Regions from separate parts of the Homo sapiens genome. Here region 1 is linked to region 2. The links are chromatin loops, found by intact Hi-C in ENCODE. Cell type or tissue: PC-3. All regions are shown on one strand. Links, peaks and the distances in the headings refer to the core of each region. The heading gives the core; the rest is flanking DNA. Region 1 holds the start of MROH2B (maestro heat like repeat family member 2B). Region 2 overlaps MROH2B (maestro heat like repeat family member 2B).

Region 1 (9,739 bases), core at 2,323-7,322, 63 kb after region 2:
CCATGTTGGCTACGCTGGTCTCGAACTCCTGACCTCAGGTGATCCACTTGCCTCGGTCTCCCAAAGTGCTGGGATTACAGGCATGAGCCACCGTGCCTGGCTTTAATTGAGGCTTTCTGAACATAACATGCATCTTTAGGAGTCAAAGGCTACAGAGCAAAGTCAATTCTAAAAACTATTTTAACTTGGCTATATTTCTATGGCAAGATCTAATTGACAACCAGGAGAGGCTACCTGCCATTCCATGTCTTTTGAAAATCACTGTTGTGGGACACTCAGGGGAATGGAAATGCCTGTCAGCTTAATTGCTGCCCTTACTATCAGGGAGTGATATGGTACTAGGGAACACACTGTAACTCCCCAAGAGGCTGCTAGGCTATGAAACTGGATCCTAAGGGACATTTACAGGCCCTTGTTTCATTCATGCCTCTGCAGACAGAAAGTTGTGGACATTTTAGACAGGGCCTCCAGTTGTGTGGCTTGACTAGATGCCCTGTGTGAGGAATTGTAAATCTTTTAGGTGGCTATGTGTCCTCTGGATGATGAAAGAGAGACTGGTGTACTGAAATCTCCAACAGCTTCAACATGCACCTCCAGCCACTCCACCCATGCTTAAGTTGTTAAATAGCATCCTTTGCATTACTCCTCAGGGCTGGTCCTTGGGAAGTCTGAGAATAATGCATAATTTTTCTTTGCTTTCTTCCCTGTATTTTCTGGGCCTGCCTAACTATCTCTGTGAGTCCTTTTCTTGCTCCATGTGCTTACTATCCTGTCTGCAGGCCTTGTTCTTTGGCAAGGCTACCATTTATGGAGCTCTCACCACATTCCTGGAACTGTGCCAGACTCATTATCTGGAGCATTTTATTAACGCTCACAAGTCCCTGTCTTAGGTACCACAAATATATTCATTTTATAGATGAGGAAATTGAGTCCCAGGGAGCTTAATGTAGTTAGTGTTACGTACTGATGCTACAATTTGAAACCAACAGTCTGAATTTTAGCTGGCACCTTAACCTCTTGGTTATGCTGGCTATTATTATTCTTTAACTAGACTCATCATAAAATAACTAGGAAGTGCTTGTTAAAAATATATATTCTCTGATCCCTTTACTGGAAATTCTCCTTCAATGTTTCTGGGATCCGGAGGTTATTCTCTTAAGTGATTCCCAATGTTTGAGAAATAGTGTTCTTTCGGAAAGGTGACTTCTACTGAGAGATTAATGTAATGGTTTTCAACCGTACCTAAATGTTTGGATTACCTCCAGGTGCTTAAAATGCCCAAGCTTTTCACAGACTGATCCAATCAGAATCCCTGGTAGTAGGGCCTGGGTGTTGATATTTTCCCAAAACTCTCTAAGGGATTCTAATATATGGTCAGGGTTGAGAACCACTGAATTAAGAGATAAAGGTATAGGCACTGCCCTTCACAAGGAGACAACACTGAATAATGATTAGGAACATTTTTTTTTGGAGTCAGATGGGCTTGCTTTTGGATATAGTCCTGTTGTTCTTAGTTGAGCAAGTCATGTAACTTCTCTCTGCCTAATTTTTTCTCAGTTATCAAATGGAAATAGCAATAACTACCTGATAAAATTGTTCTGAGGAGTGAATATTATACAATACACTGTTGTTTGGAAAATATCTAGCATTTTACTTCCCAGATAAGTGTTCGATGAAGGGCAGTTATTTCTTTTATTTTATAAAAGGTTGTTGAAATGTGAAAAGCCTTCAATTCTTAGGTAAACTTCTAGCTGTGAAATAGCATTATAGATGAGCAGGGAAGAGCTTTTGGGATTTTTGTAACAACCCTCAAATTATAAAAGAAACAGTCTCATCCACATGTTTGTAAGTCTGACATACACCTTTCAACATCTGCCTGTATAAAGTTATAAAAAGGAACTTTTTTTTTGCTATTTTCTAGACATAGATGCTGTGATTCTTGAAATGCCAAATATCATTGCTTAAACATTACAATGACTTTCATTACAACTGCATTTACTGAAAAATCTAATGCCATGTAACAAGCCAGAGAAAAATGAGAAAGTTGAGACAAAGAAAAATATATACGAAATGTTGCAACAAGAAGACTGAAAAAGGGAAAAAGATTTTTCTCTGTTTTCCCTACCTTGTTAACAATATCTTCCTTGTTCAGCATGCCAAGAGTGAGGTTAATATCCCCAAACATCTCTAAAACGTACAGAAAAATATGAATTGAAATATATGCTGAAATGCCCTCCTGTTAATTATTTTGTAATCAACACAGAAAGTTCATTCATTCATTTATCCTCTCTCTCTCTCTCTCCCTTGACTGCTAGCTCTTTGATGGCAGGAACTGTTTTATTCATATCCATGACATAAATGAAACTAGCAGATGCTAAGTTATTATTATTTTTGAAACCTGAATCAAATGTGAAAGGGAAGATAAAAGATGCCGGATTCCTATGTATCCCTCCAGGCAAGTGGGCATTGCCTTGTAAATTCTCTCTTGCAGGATTTAGCTCTCAGAGTCAATGAGGTGAATTTCTCACTCCTGACTTAAGCATTAGAAGGCAGGGGTGCAACATAGCTGTTTATTTTTCACTGGTCCTCCCCTCAATACCTCTCCCATCTTCTTTTTCCATACCCTTTTCAACTCCACCTATTCTCCTGTGCCTGCCAACTCCCTCTTTTGGTCACATGCTAATGAAGGCTTCCTGTTTTCTGACAATGACCTAAATGTGTTTGACTTGCATTTTCTAGGAATATATGTTTTTGAATAAAGCACTCTAGAAAACTGGAAAAAAAATTGAGTCAAAGGAATTGAGCAATTTCAAGCTACATGGCAAGTTGGTAGGAGAAATACTTTTGGAGATGAAGATTTCTTATTAACCTCCACACCAAACAACATACTCATTTAGGGCAATCTTTTTGGCAAAGTAGAAAGGCAGCCATACCTGGAAATTGGGAGAAATACTTCCAAAGGACTCTTCTAGTATTTAAAATTAAATAACAAACTGCCTTTCTTTGATATGTAGCCACTTTCTCCTCAGGTAGACTCTAAATTTTAAAGCACAACCATCTCTTAGGCTTCCAGTCTATTATTGGTCCTTCACAATCAGCATGATTTTATTATGTATTTAGCATACCATTTCATAAATCCTTTGAGGTGTACAGTCCTCCCACAATGACGCGCCACTCCCAGCCCTCATATATACTTATAATTCCACAGAAACAAAACACAGGGAAGAGCCTTGGCTTCTCAGGATCTGATGATGCTTACCTATGGATTCCTCTGTACTAAGTGTCATGTCTTGGCTGTTTCAGGGTCTCTAAAAGATAGCACCTAAGTATTAGAAATAGTAAGGCTAAAAAATCAAAGAGGCAGGTTGGCAAGTTTCTCATATAAGGTTCACATAAGCCTCTCTAAATGAAAGTGCCTCCTCCACTTGATTGGCACAATGGTCTGGGAGCTTCCAGAGATGGGCTTGCTGTTGAAGTTGATACTGTATTCTACCACTATGACATTGTCTTGCGTCTGAACTCCTGCTAACCAACAAAATGGCTGCATCTCACCAAATATTGTCCCTTTGGTGACCAGAGTATTTGGGAAAGAAGTAATTAGAGACTGGGATTCAAACCATTGTTGCAGACCAAAGGTGCTCCTCTCCCTAAACTTGAGTCCATTGATCACAAATTCAGGAATGGTTTTCAGTAGTTGCTTTACTGTCCTGATGTTGGGAAAGGCTTTATGGTGAACTCGTTGATTGTTACACTTAGTGAAAATCAGTCATATGAACTGAGCATGCTCAGTGGACTGGAATGCACTTCAGGGGCAGTTGGATGGAATGTCCAACTGACAGCAGCAAAGTGAAGACCTCTCTACCTCCCTCTCCATTAATTCCTCCCTGGCATGTTCAGGATCTTGGCCTCACTCCAGGCTCAGGCTTTTTCTCTGTCTTCAGCTTTCTTTTTGTTTTCAAATTATTTTTTATCTAGATCAATTTTCCATAATGTTTTCAACTTATCTAGCATGAATTGAAATCTGGTCCCCAACTATAAATCTATGTGATGACAATCTTCAATATATGTCCAGACTCTATGTGAATATGGAGGATGATAGAGAAAGGGAAGGCAGTACTGCTAGTCTATAGGGCTAAATGTAGAATGGGCTGAGGAGGGGAGCTCATGACAATTTTCATCTGCTGCTGCTTTTTTGGCCATCTTAACTTCATCGGTGAAGCTTATTCCAGATTCAAAGGTCAACTGCTTCCAACTAAACCTTTGAATTCATCATTCTTCTCATAGACATTTTGCACTGTATTAAAGAGATCCTCAACATTTTCCGCTTCCCAAGTCAGCATCACTTTCAGAGTTTTGTCTCCAGGTGACTTTATCATGGGATTTACTTGGTATCCTTATTTAAAATGTGAATTCCCAGGCCCCACTTCAGACCCAGTAAATTAGAATGAGGGGGCAGCAATCTATATATTTAATGTGCGCCCCTGGTGATTCTTAGGTTCACTGAACTTTGAAAAGCACTGACCAAGGTCCTTGCCCAAACATTCATTAGTGGATCAGTAAATAGCAGTTAACTGAAGAATGTTTGTTGTGGTTGGGCAAGGAGCTCTTCCCCAGCATCATGACTCACTGAAGAATAGGCCAAGTTTGGTTAGTCAGGGAGGTACTGGGGTGATTAGAGGCATCCCGAAACTCTTAACATCTATAAGATGTTAAGTCTACTTGTAGTAAATAAAACAACAGATTCCCTATAAGGGAAAAAATGATGTTAGAAATTATGTGCTCTTAGAGTCTTAAAAAACAATGTACAGCAGAATCAATAATAAGAAAGCTAGCCATTTAGGTAATTGTTACAACCATTTTCTTAATATTTTTGTGAATGGTGACAAATGATTTTTCTGTATGTCTGTATATAAAGACTTCCTTGATTTCATAGAGATTAGAGAAGTTAGGAGATAATTGATTTATTTTGACTTTTAATTTATTCATCGCTGCAATCAAAACACAACTTTTTGCTAAAATCCTTTCAGACAAAGTAAATTCACTCATTGAAACCAATACTGCAGATAGTTTTAAAATCCCCAAATCCTCAAAATAGCTGATTTGCTGTCATTTTATTTCATTTTTCAGTCGCCTGCTTGTTACATCTTCCCATTATTTCTTCCTCTTCTCATTGCATGAGGCTAACACAATATGGATTTGATTTCTCTAAGACTCTAAGAGGATCCTAAACACGAATTCTCAAAGTGAATAGGATGGCATGTGCTAACTAATTAAGTACTGTTTCTAGATATTTGTGAGGGAGCCTAAATCTAGCCTGCTAAGGAATTAGAGTGTCTCACTGGATATGTGGTAGCCATCCCCTTTCAATGTAACTTGTCAAATGAAGCTACCCAATCCCAGGCCTACTATGTTCCCACATGATGTTATCAGACAAAAATATTAATAAGGCAGTAAAGGTAAAATATAAAGCTAAAGAAGAATAGATACATAGAAATAATACAGAAACGTTATAAAAATTTAAATTTTATGGTTTTAATAGTTTAATTGTAGATGATTTTAATGTATACTACAATTAATCTAAACTTTGATATTTATCCTTTTATTCTTCAGATGACGTGTTAGATTTTTATAAAATATATTAAAAGTGAAATTAGGCTGTGTTTTGTTTGATTTGTCAGTTTCATGAGATAAGCCTAATTTCTTTTTTAAAAATTTTATTATTATTATACTTTAAGTTCTAGGGTACATGTGCACAACGTGCAGTTTTGTTACATATGTATACATGTGCCATGTTTGTGTGCTGCACCCATTAACTCGTCATTTAGCATTAGGTATATCTCCTAATGCTATCCTTTCCCACTCCCCCCACCCCCCAACAGTCCTCAGTGTGTGATGTTCCCCTTCCTTTGTCCATGTGTTCTCATTGTTCAATTCCCACCTATGAGTGAGAACATGCGGTGTTTGGTTTTTTGTCCTTGCGATAGTTTGCTGAGAATGATGGTTTCCAGCTTCATCCATGTCCCTACAAAGGACATGAACTCATCATTTTTTATGGCTGCATAGTATTCCATGGTGTATATGTGCCACATTTTCTTAATCCAGTCTATCATTGATGGACATTTGGGTCGGTTCCAAGTCTTTGCTATTGTGAATAGTGCCGCAATAAACATACGTGTGCATGTGTCCTTATAGCAGCATGATTTATAATCCTTTGGGTATCTACCCATTTATGGGATGGCTGGGTCAAAAGGTAATTCTAGTTTTAGATCCCTGAGGAATCGTCACACTAACTTCCACAATGCTTAAACTAGTTTACAGTCCCACCAACAGTGTAAAAGTGTTCCTATTTCTCCACATCCTCTCCAGCACCTGTTGTTTCCTGACTTTTTAATGATTGCCATTCTAACTGGTGTGAGATGGTATCTCATTGTGGTTTTGATTTGCATTTCTCTGATGGCCAGTGATGATGAGCATTTTTTCAAGTGTTTTTTGGCTGCCTAAATGTCTTCTTTTGAAAAGCGTCTGTTCATATCCTTCACCCATTTTTTGATGGGGTTGTTTGTTTTTTTCTTGTAAACTTGTTTGAGTTCATTGTAGATTCTGGATATTAGCCCTTTATCAGATGAGTAGGTTGCAAAAATGTTCTCCCATTCTCTAGGTTGCCTGTTCACTCCGATGGTAGTTTCTTTTGCTGTGCAGAAGCTCTTTAGTTTAATTAGATCCCATTTGTCAATTTTGTCTTTTGTTGCCATTGCTTTTGGTGTTTTAGACATGAAGTCCTTGCCCATGCCTATGTCCTGAATGGTAACGCCTAGGTTTTCTTCCAGGGTTTTTATGGTTTTAGGTCTAACATGTAAGTCTTTAATCCATCTTGAATTAATTTTTGTATAAGGTGTAAGGAAGGGATCCAGTTTCAGCTTTCTACATATGGCTAGCCAGTTTTCCCAGCACCATTTATTAAATAGGGAATCCTGTCCCCATTGCTTGTTTTTGTCAGGTTTGTCAAAGATCAGATAGTTGTAGATATGCGGCATTATTTCTGAGGGCTCTGTTCTGTTCCATTGGTCTATATCTCTGTTTGGTACCAGTACCATGCTGTTTTGGTTACTGTAGCCTTGTAGTATAGTTTGAAGTCAGGTAGCATGATGCCTCCAGCTTTGTTCTTTTGGCTTAGGATTGACTTGGCAATGTGGGCTCTTTTTTGGTTCCATATGAACTTTAAAGTATTTTTTTCCAATTCTGTGAAGAGAGTCATTGGTAGTTTGATGGGGATGGCATTGAATCTATAAATTACCTTGGGCAGTATGGCCATTTTCACGATATTGATTCTTCCTATCCATGAGCATGGAATGTTCTTCCGTTTGTTTGTATCCTCTTTTATTTCATTGAGCAGTGGTTTGTAGTTCTCCTTGAAGAGGTCCTTCACATCCCTTGTAAGTTGGATTCCTAGGTATTTTATTCTCTTTGAAGCAATTGTGAATGGGAGTTCACTCATGATTTGGTTCTCTGTTTGTCTGTTATTGGTATATAAGAATGCTTGTGATTTTTGCACATTGATTTTGTATCCTGAGACTTTGATGAAGTTGCTTATCAGCTTAAGGAGATTTTGGGCTGAGACAATGGGGTTTTCTAGATATACAATCATGTCATCTGCAAACAGGGACAATTTGACTTCCTCTTTTCCTAATTAATACCCTTTATTTCCTTCTCCTGCCTAATTGCCCTGGCCAGAACTTCCAACACTATGTTGAATAGGAGTGGTGAGAGAGGGTATCCCTGTCTTGTGCCAGTTTTCAAAGGGAATGCTTCCAGTTTTTGTCCATTCAGTATGATATTGGCTGTGCGTTTGTCATAGATAGCTCTTATTATTTTGAGATACATCCCATCAGTACCTAATTTATTGAGAGTTTTTAGCATGAAGGGCTGTTTAATTTTGTCAAAGGTCTTTTCTGCATCTATTGAGGTAATCATGTGGTTTTTGTCTTTGGTTCTGTTTATATGCTGGATTATGTTTATTGATTTGCGTATGTTAAACCAGCCTTGCATCCCAGGGATGAAGCCCACTTGATGGTGGTGGATAAGCTTTTTGATGTGCTGCTGGATTCGGTTTGCCAGTATTTTATTGAGGATTTTTGCATCAATGTTCATCAAGGATATTGGTCTAAAATTCTCTTTTTTGGTTGTGTCTCTGCCAGGCTTTGATATCAGGATGATGCTGGCCTCATAAAATGAGTTAGGGAGGATTCCCTCTTTTTCTATTGATTAGAAAAGTTTCAGAAGAAATGGTACCGGCTTCTCCTTGTACCTCTGGTAGAATTCAGCTGTGAATCCATCTGGTCCTGGACTTTTTTTGGTTGGTAAGATATTCATTATTGCCTCAATTTCAGATCCTGTTATTGGTCTATTCAGAGATTCAACTTCTTCCTGGATTAGTCTTGGGAGGGTGTATGTGTCAAGGAATTTATCCATTTCTTCTATATTTTCTAGTTTATTTGCGTAGAGGTGTTTATAGTATTCTCTGATGGTAGTTTGTATTTCTGTGGGATCAGTGATGATATCCCCTTTGTCATGTTTTATTGCGTCTATTTGATTCTTCTCCCTTTTCTTCTTTATTAGTCTTGCTAGCAGCCTATCAATTTTGTTGATCTTTTCCAAAAACCAGCTCCTGGATTTACTAATTTTTTGAAGGGTTTTTTTATGTCTCTATTTCCTTCAGTTCTGCTCTGATCTTGGTTATTTCTTGCCTTCTGCTAGCTTTTGAATGTGTTTGCTCTTGCTTCTCTAGTTCTTTTAATTGTGATGTTAGGGTGTCAATTTTAGATCTTTCCTGCTTTCTCTTGTAGGCATTTAGTGCTATAAATTTCCCTCTACACACTGCTTTGAATGTGTCCCAGAGATTCTGGTATGTTGTGTCTTTGTTCTCATTGGTTTCAAAGAACATCTTTATTTCTGGCTTCATTTCGTTATGTACCCAGTAGTCATTCAGGAGCAGGTTGCTCAGTTTCCATGTAGTAGAGCGGTTTTGAGTGAGTTTCTTAATCCTGAGTTCTAGTTTGATTGCACTGTGGTCTGAGAGACAGTTTGTTATAATTTCTGTTCTTTTACATTTGTTGAGGAGTGCTTTACTTCCAACTATGTGTTCAATTTTGGAATAGGTGTGATGTGGTGCTGAAAAGAATGTATATTCTGTTGATTTGGGGTGGAGAGTTCTGTAGATGTCTATTAGGTTCACTTGGTGCAGAGCTGAGTTCAATTCCTGGATATCCTTGTTAACTTTCTGTCTCGTTGATCTGTCTAATGTTGACAGTGGGGTGTTAAAGTCTCCCATTATTATTGTGTGGGAGTCCAAGTCTCTTTGTAGGTCACTCAGGACTTGCTTTATGAATCTGGGTGCTCCTGAATTGGGTGCATATATATTTAGGATAGTTAGCTCTTCTTGTTGAATTGATCCTTTTACCATTATGTAATGGCCTTCTTTGTCTCTTTTGATCTTTGTTGGTTTAAAGTCTGTTTTATCTGAGACTAGAATTGCAACCCCTGCCTTTTTTTGTTTTCCATTTGCTTGGTAGATCTTCCTCCATCCCTTTATTTTGAGCCTATGTGTGTCTCTGCATGTGAGATGGGTTTCCTGAATACAGCACACTGATGGGTCTTGACTCTTTATCCAATTTGCCAGTCTATGTCTTTTAAGTGGAGCATTTATACCATTTACATTTAAGGTTAATATTGTTATGTGTGA
Region 2 (9,739 bases), core at 3,259-8,258:
ACCTGCCTCAGCCTCCCAAAGTGCTGGGATTACAGGCGTGAGCCACCATGCCTGGCCTAAAAGTGATATTGGTTAATTGGAGGAAATAGTTGGAAACAAGCAGAAAGATGTTTTCAAAGGCCAGGTCTAGGCTAGCACATAGACAAGAAAAACTGCAAAAATACGAAACTGAAGAATGCTGTGGGCATATATTACAGACTAAAATCTAGAGGTTCATATAGTTAGCATGCCAAAATCAGGAAGGGCAAAATTAAAAAAAATAATGGAGCAAAGAAATGGGAAAAGGTTGGATTTGAGAGGTAATATATCCTTAGATTCTATTCAATACTTCTTGAGCCTCATTTAGAGTTCCAACTCAGTCACAGGCTTGCAAAATATTTAATGAGCAGAAAAATTAGGTTTATGATGAATAATGAAAGAAATGAAGACTTCTCAAGTCTGCAGACTGTAAGGTAAATAGGTAATCAAATAAAGCCTTAATGTTTATGAAGAATGCACTAGAGAAGGCAACTAGCAGTTTTCCATCTCCTCTGACAATACTACATGAGGAAGCAGGTTTAGATTACAAAATAATAGGTTTAGGTTAAAAATAGATTTTTACATTGATGGCAATGAATAACCAAAAAATAAATACTAAAATGTGCTTCCTGGAAGGCATAGAGGAAAATGACCCTTCTCTGCCTAGGACTGCTGACTGATCTTTTTTGAAATTGCGATTATGGAGTACATCAAAAGCTGGCAAACGTTTTCTCTAAAAGGCCAGACAGTAAATAGTTTAAACTCTGTGGATCCTAAGATCTCTGTAACAGCCAATCAACCCTTTCTGAGGGGTGAGGAAACCGGGAAATTTATCTACAAACTCTTGTTTCTTATTGTTTGAGGGTCCTTCCTAGGGCATTTCTTCCCCCAACAATTCTGGCTCAACTAGCTTAGATCAATCATGACTGCCAGGCCATAGAGCACCCTCAGGCAGAGAGATACAGGAAGCCAACAGCTTGTATAGAGATTGTCTGCAGGTGACCTGTCTGGGGCAGGCCAAGGAATATGGGTGGGACACTGACAATGTCTTCTGTGAGCACTACCTAAACCTGTTTCTGTTCACTCACTTCTGGGGAGGGAAGTTCCTAAACAGGCTCACTTACATCTTCAAAGAAGGTCCTTGTTTGCAGCACTATTTCCTTGAAGTAGAAGCTCACGTCTCGGTCTGTCAGCAGCTCCAGGATTTTTTTTAGAGCCTTCAAGCTTTCACAGACGACTTCAGTGCGAGCTAGGTGATACAGGCCTCTGATGATAGATTCTAGCATTAACTGCTTATGTTTCTTCACCTATTTTGAAATAAGACCTCTTAATCTTGAAAATTGTTCTATGCGTATCTGGAAGAGGGTAGGAGTCCTCAGACAAGAGGACTGAAATTTTGTCAGGGTCACATGTAGTTCAACCGAAGGACTACCACTTCAGCAATGTATCTGGATTTCCAATTAATTTGTATGCAACAACTAGGCGTGGGTTATTAAATCATTATTTCAAAACTCTACTTAAATGAACCATTTCCCCTTAAAACGCCTTTTACCTTGTGAGGAGCCCCGGATGCTGTGTTGCCGAGCCCTCGGATGGCCATCTGCCTCAGAGTGGCGTTGGAGTCCCAGGCACTTTGATCCATCAAGATCAGCACATTTCGCAGATTCCCATGCTTCCAAAGGATTGGTTCCTTCATGAGCTGAAATAATCAACACACTCCTCCCGTTTAGTTAAGGGCGTGGCCCCTCCTTCAGGAGAGTGCCAAAGACATCACAAGTACAATTAAAGAGAGGACCCCACTGCTTGTGCAGCGGAGGAGGAAGCCCTCTGGTGAACCAGCAAGCCTTGCTGAAGCTGAGCTCTAGATATGAGCAGCGCACAGGTCAAGCTTGCATGGTGATGTAAACCCGGTTACCTGCATAACAGATGTCTAGTCTCAATGGAAAATGGGGCAGGGAAAACAGGAATGACTGATAGTTTTCCTTCTCTGGATTGGCTGGAATAGTCTTCAGGCCGGAATTTGAAGCGTCAGTGCTACAATGCTTTGTTTGATCCCTCACAGATTTATTGTCCCCCTTTCTCTGCCTTCTGCAAACTAGAGGGCAGGAGGTGGGTGAGGTGGTTTATTTTCCTCTCTCACCCCCTGCTTAGGTACCATATATCTGGCAGTAGCTGGTCTCTCCTCTATGAAACCCCCCCCCCCCTTGAAGTCTCTCTTCCCTGGTTCCAGTGCACACTGGGCTCCAGACCATAAGAGAAATACCCTATGGGGACCCAGTGAGTGTGCTCTGAGGGCTGTTCTCCCTTGCCTCAGAGAAGAAAGCTGCGCCGGTTATCCGGTAGTTCTCCGAGGAGGAGGTAAGAGATGAGAGCAGCTGTTCCATGATGTCCAGTATGACTCCGTGTTGCCACACTGCCATGCTCCTAGAAAATGCACATTTTAGCAGAGACATATTTTACTAAACAATGGAGGAAATCTTAGTCTGTTTGTTCATCAGGCAAGTAATTTGTCTAAAAAGGAATGCTTGGCTGGGGGTGGTGGCTCATGCCTGTAATCCTAGAACTTTGGGAGGCCGAGGCAGGTGGATTGCCTGAGCTCAGGAGTTCGAGACCAGCCTGGGCAACATGGTGAAACCCCGTATCTACTAAAATACAAAAAATTAGCCAGGCATGGTGGTGTGCTCCTGTAGTCCCAGCTATTCAGGAGGCTGAGGCAGGAGAATTGTTTGAACCCAGGAGACAGAGGTTGCAGTCAGCCGAGATCGCGCCACTGCACACTCCAGCCTGGGCGAAGAGTAAGATTCTGTCTCCAAAAAAAAAAAAAAGAAAAAAGAAAAAAGAAAAAAGGGATGCTTGATGAAAGCCCACCAAGGCTTAAATTTTAAAATGGCCTATCCAATTGTCCAATTTAAATGCAGTTTGTCTAAACAATCCCATCAAAAAGCAGGCTAAGGACATGAATAGATAATTCTCAAAAGAAGATATACAAATGGCCAACAAACATATGGAAAAATGCTTAACATCACTAATGATCAGGGAAATGGAAATCAAAACCACAGTGCGATACCACCTCACTCCTGCAAGAATGACCATAATAAAATAATAATAATAAAAAAAAAGGTGTTGGCATGGATGCCGTGAAAAGAGAATAATTTTTCACTCTTGGTGGGAATGCAAACTAGTACAACCACTATGGAAAACAGTGGAGCTTCTTAAAGAACTAAAAGTAGATCTACCGGTTGATCCAACAGTCCCACTACTAGGTATCTACCCAGAGGAAAAGAAATCATTATACAAAAAAGATACTTGCACACACATGTTTACAGCAGCACAATTTGCAATTGCAAAAATATAAAACCAGCCCAAATGCCCATTAATCAATGAGTGGATAAAGAAAATGTGGTATATATATACCATGGAATACTACTCAGCCATAAAAAGGAGTGAAATAATGGCATTTGCAGCAACCTGGATGGAATTGGAGACTATTATTCTATGTGAAGTAACTTGGGAATGGAAAACCAAACATTGTATGTTCTGTCTCATATGTGGGAGCTAAGCTATTAGGACGCAAAGGCATAAGAATGATACATTGGACTTTGGGGGTTTGGGGGAAAGGGCAGGAATGAGGTGAGGGATAAGCCTACATATTGGGTGCAGTGTACACTCCTCAGGTGATGGGTGCACCAAAATCTCAGAAATCATCACTAAAGAACTTATTCATGTAATCAAACACCACCTGTTCCCCAAAAACCTACTGAAATAAAAAAATAAAATTTTTTTTAAAAAGCTGATTAAAAAAAGTTCAACAGAATTCTAGGTATGTGAATATTAAATATTTCTTTCAAAAAATAAGTGTAATTTGTCTAAAGATGTTCACCTGAATCATGTTTCTTGAGGTGAGTGGTGTGTGTGGGGCTGATCTTACCATCTCTTCCCATTCCCTTTTCTTTCTTTCCTGTTTGTCCTCCTTCGACTATTAGTCCTAAGTGAATCAATTATGCTCAGTGAAGTTGCCTGTATTGCACTTTTGTTTGTTTGTTTGTTTTTGTTTTCTTCTTTGTATCTGGTTCTAGAAAAAGTGCACATTACCTGGCCAGTGAACATACGCCTATGTGGTGGGTACTAGGACTGCTGAGTAGAGTCCATAAGTTGTCCCCCTCATCAGATTCCTTTGCAAGGCCTTCTCTCATGGCTTGGGCTTGCAAACATTTTAAAGTAGCAGTTGAAAGCCTAAAGGAGACAGTCAGCATTACAAAACTAAGTTGACCCTTATAGGGAATTGCAAATTCCCAAGTTTGCCTTTCCACTCCTCACAATGCTTTCCCACCCCTGGACTAGGGGATGTTGTGTAAGGGAAAAACAGGCAGCCCTATGCTCACATTTTAGCCTTGGGATCCATGGGGACATGCAGATGATGTGGGCCAGTAAGTAATGCCACAAAATCTTGTCAACACTCCCCCCATAAGAAAAAATAGGCCATAAGAATAAAAAGTGAAAAATACCATATTTCACTGATTCTAAAACACGATCTCTGAAATCAGGATGCATCTTGCAGTAGATGTGTGTTACAATTGTTCTTGGCCAGACAGTACTTGTGATGTAGTTGCTATTGTCTGTACATTCACATGTGCTGCCTGGTTCAGATATAGCTCTTTATATTACCATCATTTTAGTAAAGTTACACGTATTATTGGAACTATTACTTTTAATGGTAAAAACAGCAATTACTTTTGCACCAACCTAATACGTGTTGACTAAACGGTGTTTAAAGTGTCTTTAAAAATGTTGCACTATAATTTTACATTGGAATGAAAAGTTATGCAAAATGCAGGGAAACAGAATGATGGGATATGAAATGAAAATTCATACTTCATAATCCTAAAAGAGTTCTTTTGATAAGTACAGAATAAAAATTTTAAAGTTTAAGAAAGCATTGATTCACTGCTTACTTTGGAGTTCTTTTCTGTTTTCTCAATGGTATGCAAAAAATTGCTTTTTTTCAATTGCTGAAGTCTCAGAATTTATGAAATATGGTATTTATTTTTATTTTTCTTTTTTCCCTGGTGGCCTTGAAGATCACAAGATTCCAGCCTCTCTAGAAAGATCTCAATGATAGAAACCAAAGATAATATAGTAGTTCCTCTAGGAAAGAAAGCATAGCCCCTTATTCTTTAAGTGACTATTCTGTGTAGCTACACTGGATACTGGCTCAAGAAGAACTATGGTGTCACGGCTTAGGGAGAGTAGAGCCTTGTAGAGCCTTGTTTCTTCATGGACAATGGATGCTATGACAGAAAGCACAGACCCTGACTTCTGCAGCACCACTCCTGGAGTCTGGGATTAGGACCACTGTGGAAGATGCTTCCTGATTGGCCGTTTACCTGCAGGGGTCTGGGATCTGCTGCTGTTCTCCCTGCTGCATCACATGCCGCCTATGGCTCCAGGGACAAGTGAGCATCTTCTGGCCCAGTGTGCAGCTAACCAGCTTCAGGAGGAGAGTGAACAGCTCTGGATACAAGCCGGTGACAGAGGTGCCCATTGAGATCACTTCATACATAGCACAGGCCACCTGAGGGGAGAAAGGGCCTCTTGGTCAGGCAGTCTCATTTTCTCCAAGGCCATCTTCTCTCTGGGCTGATTTTCAACTTTGTTTTCTCCACCAGTAAAAACACACAGAAAAGGGAGGGTTTATTGTCTGGAAATTTCTCAACTCAGGGCCTGCCATGTTAGTCCTGTGACTGCCAGGGGACACTAGTCATGTAAAATAAAATGTTTTCAGCATTGGGGTTTTTCAACAAAAAGGGTCCTTTGGATATCTTACAGACTTATCTAGAAATATAGATACATAGGTTTTTTGGGGGGTTGATGAGAAATTTGCTTCTAAAAATGATCAGCCACAGACAAAAGTAGAGCCACAACTATAAACTGGAGTAAAGTTAGGGTATGAGAGAAGAAGGAGGTGTCATTAATGTGACAGCACCAAGCTCCAGGTGGGGATAGATCATAAAGATGGCGCAGTCTCAGGCAAGTGATGGGTTCAGGCTGTCCAACTCACTGAAATTGCCTCAACCCTGGCGATGTCATCTTCTAACTCAGTCTCCAGTTTGTCTATTAAGGCTTGCAAGAGTTTCCCACTGGAGGCTGGCTTTTCAGCCAGCGCCTTCCACAATGTCTTTGTGTCCCTAGGGTGGCAAAGCAGGAAATTGGTAGATAAGGCACAACCCCTCGGGCTGTAAGCTTTTCCATCTGACTCACTCTAAAATCACATTATGACTAATGACAATTTCAAGGGCAGATGGACATGCTGCCATGCCTGGGGATAAGAAAGATGTTTTACATAACAATTCAGCATTCTAGCCTTGGGTTACAGAACTTTGTTAAAGTCCACTAAGATGGGAACCTCTCATGTAGGTGCATTCTAGGCCACCAGAAAGAGGAGAATATTCACTTTTTAATATTCTCTTATTCCTATGGCATATTGTTAAAAATATTATTATGCAATACATATATATCTTATATATATGAAAAGCACTTGGAAAAACATTACTTGTGATTCAAATACCAATTGTTAAATTGTTATTCAGATGAGCTATTTTCAACCTTTGTTTGCTATCTTGCTCTCAAACCGTAAATCCCTCCCCAGTGCCTTTCAGAGTGGCCTTCCCTAGGAGAAGGAATCAGTTCAATAAGGATCTACCTGTCAAAAGGCAGAGGCTTCTGTAAAAGGTTGACAACAACTGTATCCATGTGAAAGCTGGCTATCTGGGAGATGGCTTCTAGAATGAACTGAAAACTTTCTTCTTTTTGTCTGAGGACTGGCATGTGATGGTAGATTGTGCCTAAGATCTCCAATAGCTAAAGAGAAAAAAGCCAAGTCAAACATTAAGTTGCCATTTTCCCTCTATGTGAATGACTCAGAACAGGTATCTGTCGTGGATGGGCAGCTGATGAATTCTAAATAATGTTAAAAATAATAATTGATTTCACATGTGGCCTATTTCTCACTCAGGAGGATTGTTCATGAATTGGCTATTTGTTCCTAATTAAATTTAGGAAACATTTTGTGAAAGGGTGTATTATGACAGGTGCTGTGTTTGCCATTGTCGGAATTTACCAAAGATGAAAAAGATGTACCCTTTTTGCAAAATGAGTGATCCAATAAAGAATATCAATCATAGACCTAAAGGCCTGTAGTCAAGGCAGTCTATGGCAAATGGTATACATGAGGTGCATACAACCGACAGGGGAATCCAGGAGGAACTGAGTCACATTGGAGGGCCATTTGGTTTGGGTCTTGAAGCATTTGTAGAAATTTCAAAAGGCAAGGTGGAGACAGATGGTGGGAAAGGGCATCCTTGTCAGAAAGAAGAACACAGATAAAGATGTAAAGTTAAAAGACATGAGAATAGGTGGAGCACAGAGGATTTTTAGGGCAGTGCAACCACTCTGTATGATCTTATACTGGTGGATACATGTCATTATACATTTGTCAAACCCATAGACTGTACAACACCAGGAGTGAACCCTGGAACTGCAGTCCATGGAACTGTGGACTTTGGGTGATAGCGATGTGTCAATGTAGGTTTACTGATCGTAACAAATCTACTCTGGTGGGAGATATTGACAGTCGGGAGGCTGTGCGTATGTGAGGGGAGCGGGTAGATGGGAACTGTGCTTAATTTTGCTGTGAACCTAAAACTGCTCTAAAAAATCTATTTTTTAAAAATCACGGGAACATGGGCATAAGAAAATGCTGAGATTTCTAGTGTAGGAGAATGGTCCAGGTTGGAGTGCAGAGAGAATGAAGATAATAAAAGAAAGATGACTTGATAGAAAAGATGAACCCAGATCTCAGAGCACTGGATGCCACCTTTAGGAATTTGGATGTTAATCTGTTGGCAGTAGGGAACGATATCATACATTTGGATTTTTGACATGGACACAGGCATATATCTATCTTAAAGTAACTCTGCTTCTAGTAGACATTTCTATTATTTTGGATAGACATTTAAGTTAGACATTTATTTTAAATATATTTTCTCTGAATTATAATTCCTTAGTTATAAATAGCCCCCATTTATGATTACCACAGATTTCCAGGTCAATGATGCTTGGAGAGGATTTAGGTCCCTATTGTAAGCCTTTACCTATTGTGTGAACAACTCTTTATGCTATACACACAAATATATGGGCATTCCACATTTATCAATTTTGGCTGTCTCATGTCTATCCCAGTGCCTACCACATAGTAGGTGCTCAATAAATGTTTTCAAAAACACTTATTGAAAAGTAATTAGCACAGAGGTAATTTTCAATGCCCTTAACACAAAAGCTGTGCTTTGGAGAGTTTTTAAATTGAGGGTAGTTGACTGGACTATAGGGACAAGAACTTCTTTCTCTTACTCTCTTTGAGTTGCTTTCATTTAGTGAAAGATTTTTTCCTTTTTCTTTTTTTTTTTTTGAGACTGAGCCTTGCTCTATTGCCCAGGCTGGAGTGCAGTTGCACAATCTCAGCTCACTGCAACCTGTGCCTCCCTGGTTCAAGTGATTCTCCTGCCTCAGCCTCCCAAGTAGCTGGAATCACAGGTGCTTGCCACCATGCGCAGCTAAGTTTTGTATTTTCAGTAGAGATGAGGTTTCTCCATGTTGCTCAGGCTGGTCTCAAACTCCTGTCCTCAAGTGATCCACCTGCCTTGGCCTCCCAAAGTGCTGGGATTACAGGTGTGAACCACCACATCCAGCCCATTTTTTCCTTCTTATTAATGTTTGAATAACTTGTATTCTATTTTTGACTTCAGAAGAGAAAAGAGAGGCATTTCCATTTGGAGCTCTTAACCAAGCTTCCTGAATTTAAATCCTGTTCACTCTGCTTAACTCTCCAGTTGGGAAGAAGAATTGAGGACTTTCCCCAATCCAGTGGCAGCCTTGCTTATCAGACAATGAACACTATGGGGTGTGGGAGAAAAGCCTGAAGGGTAGCAGTGAAATTAGAAACTCCTGCCCTTGACTCCTGCCCTTGGTGGTTGTCTCAAAGTCATCCACATGGTCACTCTTATCCTTACATCTCTAACAACCCTGTTTTCCATCATCCAAATGGCCTCGGTTCAGAGCTGCTTCCTCTAGCCAGAAAGAGACAGTTTGAACAGCTTTTATATTAAAAGACAAGAGAGGCAATTGAGACAGGTCCTCAACGTGAGCCTTGTTGTTAAACACACAACGTAGGTCTCTAATGAGGCCTCTTGAGGTTGTGCAAGCCTTTGCATGCTGCCCATCAGTGGACAAACAGAGAAAGTGGCTGACTTGGCATTTCAGAAGTGATAGAAATCTGTTCAGTTGTTAAAACTGGCTATCAGTTCACCTGATCTTCCAGAGCAGCTCCCTGCTGCTTCAGGACAGTGATCATCCATATGCCACAGGCCTTTGTACAAGTGGGGTTGAGGCTCTCCAGACCGTCCAGCATTTCCTCTAGGAACATCAGAATTTCTTCATTTGGGATGAACTTACTGACAATCTGAAAATGCACCCAGAAAGATTCGTGTAATCAACCACCCCATTTTATATCTAGATACTTACAACATGCTGTTGTGGTTTGTTTTGGGTATTAGAAACCACTGAACTTTTCAACAGTTTTGATTGAGGCCACAGAAACTAGAGAAAATACTAGAACAGGGCATAGACATGACCTTTTATTACTAAGCAAACTTTCCGTGGAGTTGCC

What was found. A loop is a pair of places that touch in the nucleus more often than their neighbours do. Peaks named below come from ENCODE experiments on the same cell type or tissue, not always from the same donor. Only the 100,000 strongest peaks of a DNase experiment are listed, where the experiment ranks them.
Region 1: a loop joins it to region 2, with 6 times the contacts of the local background. A loop is called at or near these places in 1 of 110 quality-filtered maps.

Annotation. Positions count from the first base shown.
Region 1 is chr5:41,067,566-41,077,304 of GRCh38, forward strand. MROH2B (maestro heat like repeat family member 2B) reads right to left here and starts at 3,777. Exons shown (of 42, transcript NM_173489.5): 1 at 3,260-3,777; 2 at 2,126-2,187. The coding sequence starts at 3,287. LOC105374739 (a long non-coding RNA gene) reads left to right here and starts at 3,792. Exons shown (of 6, transcript XR_001742650.2): 1 at 3,792-4,363. In PC-3, for the core only: no CTCF peak of the experiment used is centred there; a DNase peak (open chromatin) is centred at 4,606.
Region 2 is chr5:41,003,204-41,012,942 of GRCh38, forward strand. MROH2B (maestro heat like repeat family member 2B) reads right to left here. Exons shown (of 42, transcript NM_173489.5): 30 at 9,380-9,532; 31 at 6,719-6,876; 32 at 6,077-6,203; 33 at 5,403-5,590; 34 at 4,111-4,251; 35 at 2,328-2,442; 36 at 1,571-1,717; 37 at 1,143-1,325. Among named protein-coding and RNA genes, the nearest start is that of MROH2B, 63 kb to the right of the region's middle. RefSeq lists an enhancer at 5,222-6,421. In PC-3, for the core only: no CTCF peak of the experiment used is centred there; a DNase peak (open chromatin) is centred at 6,248; H3K27ac peaks cover 1,056 bases.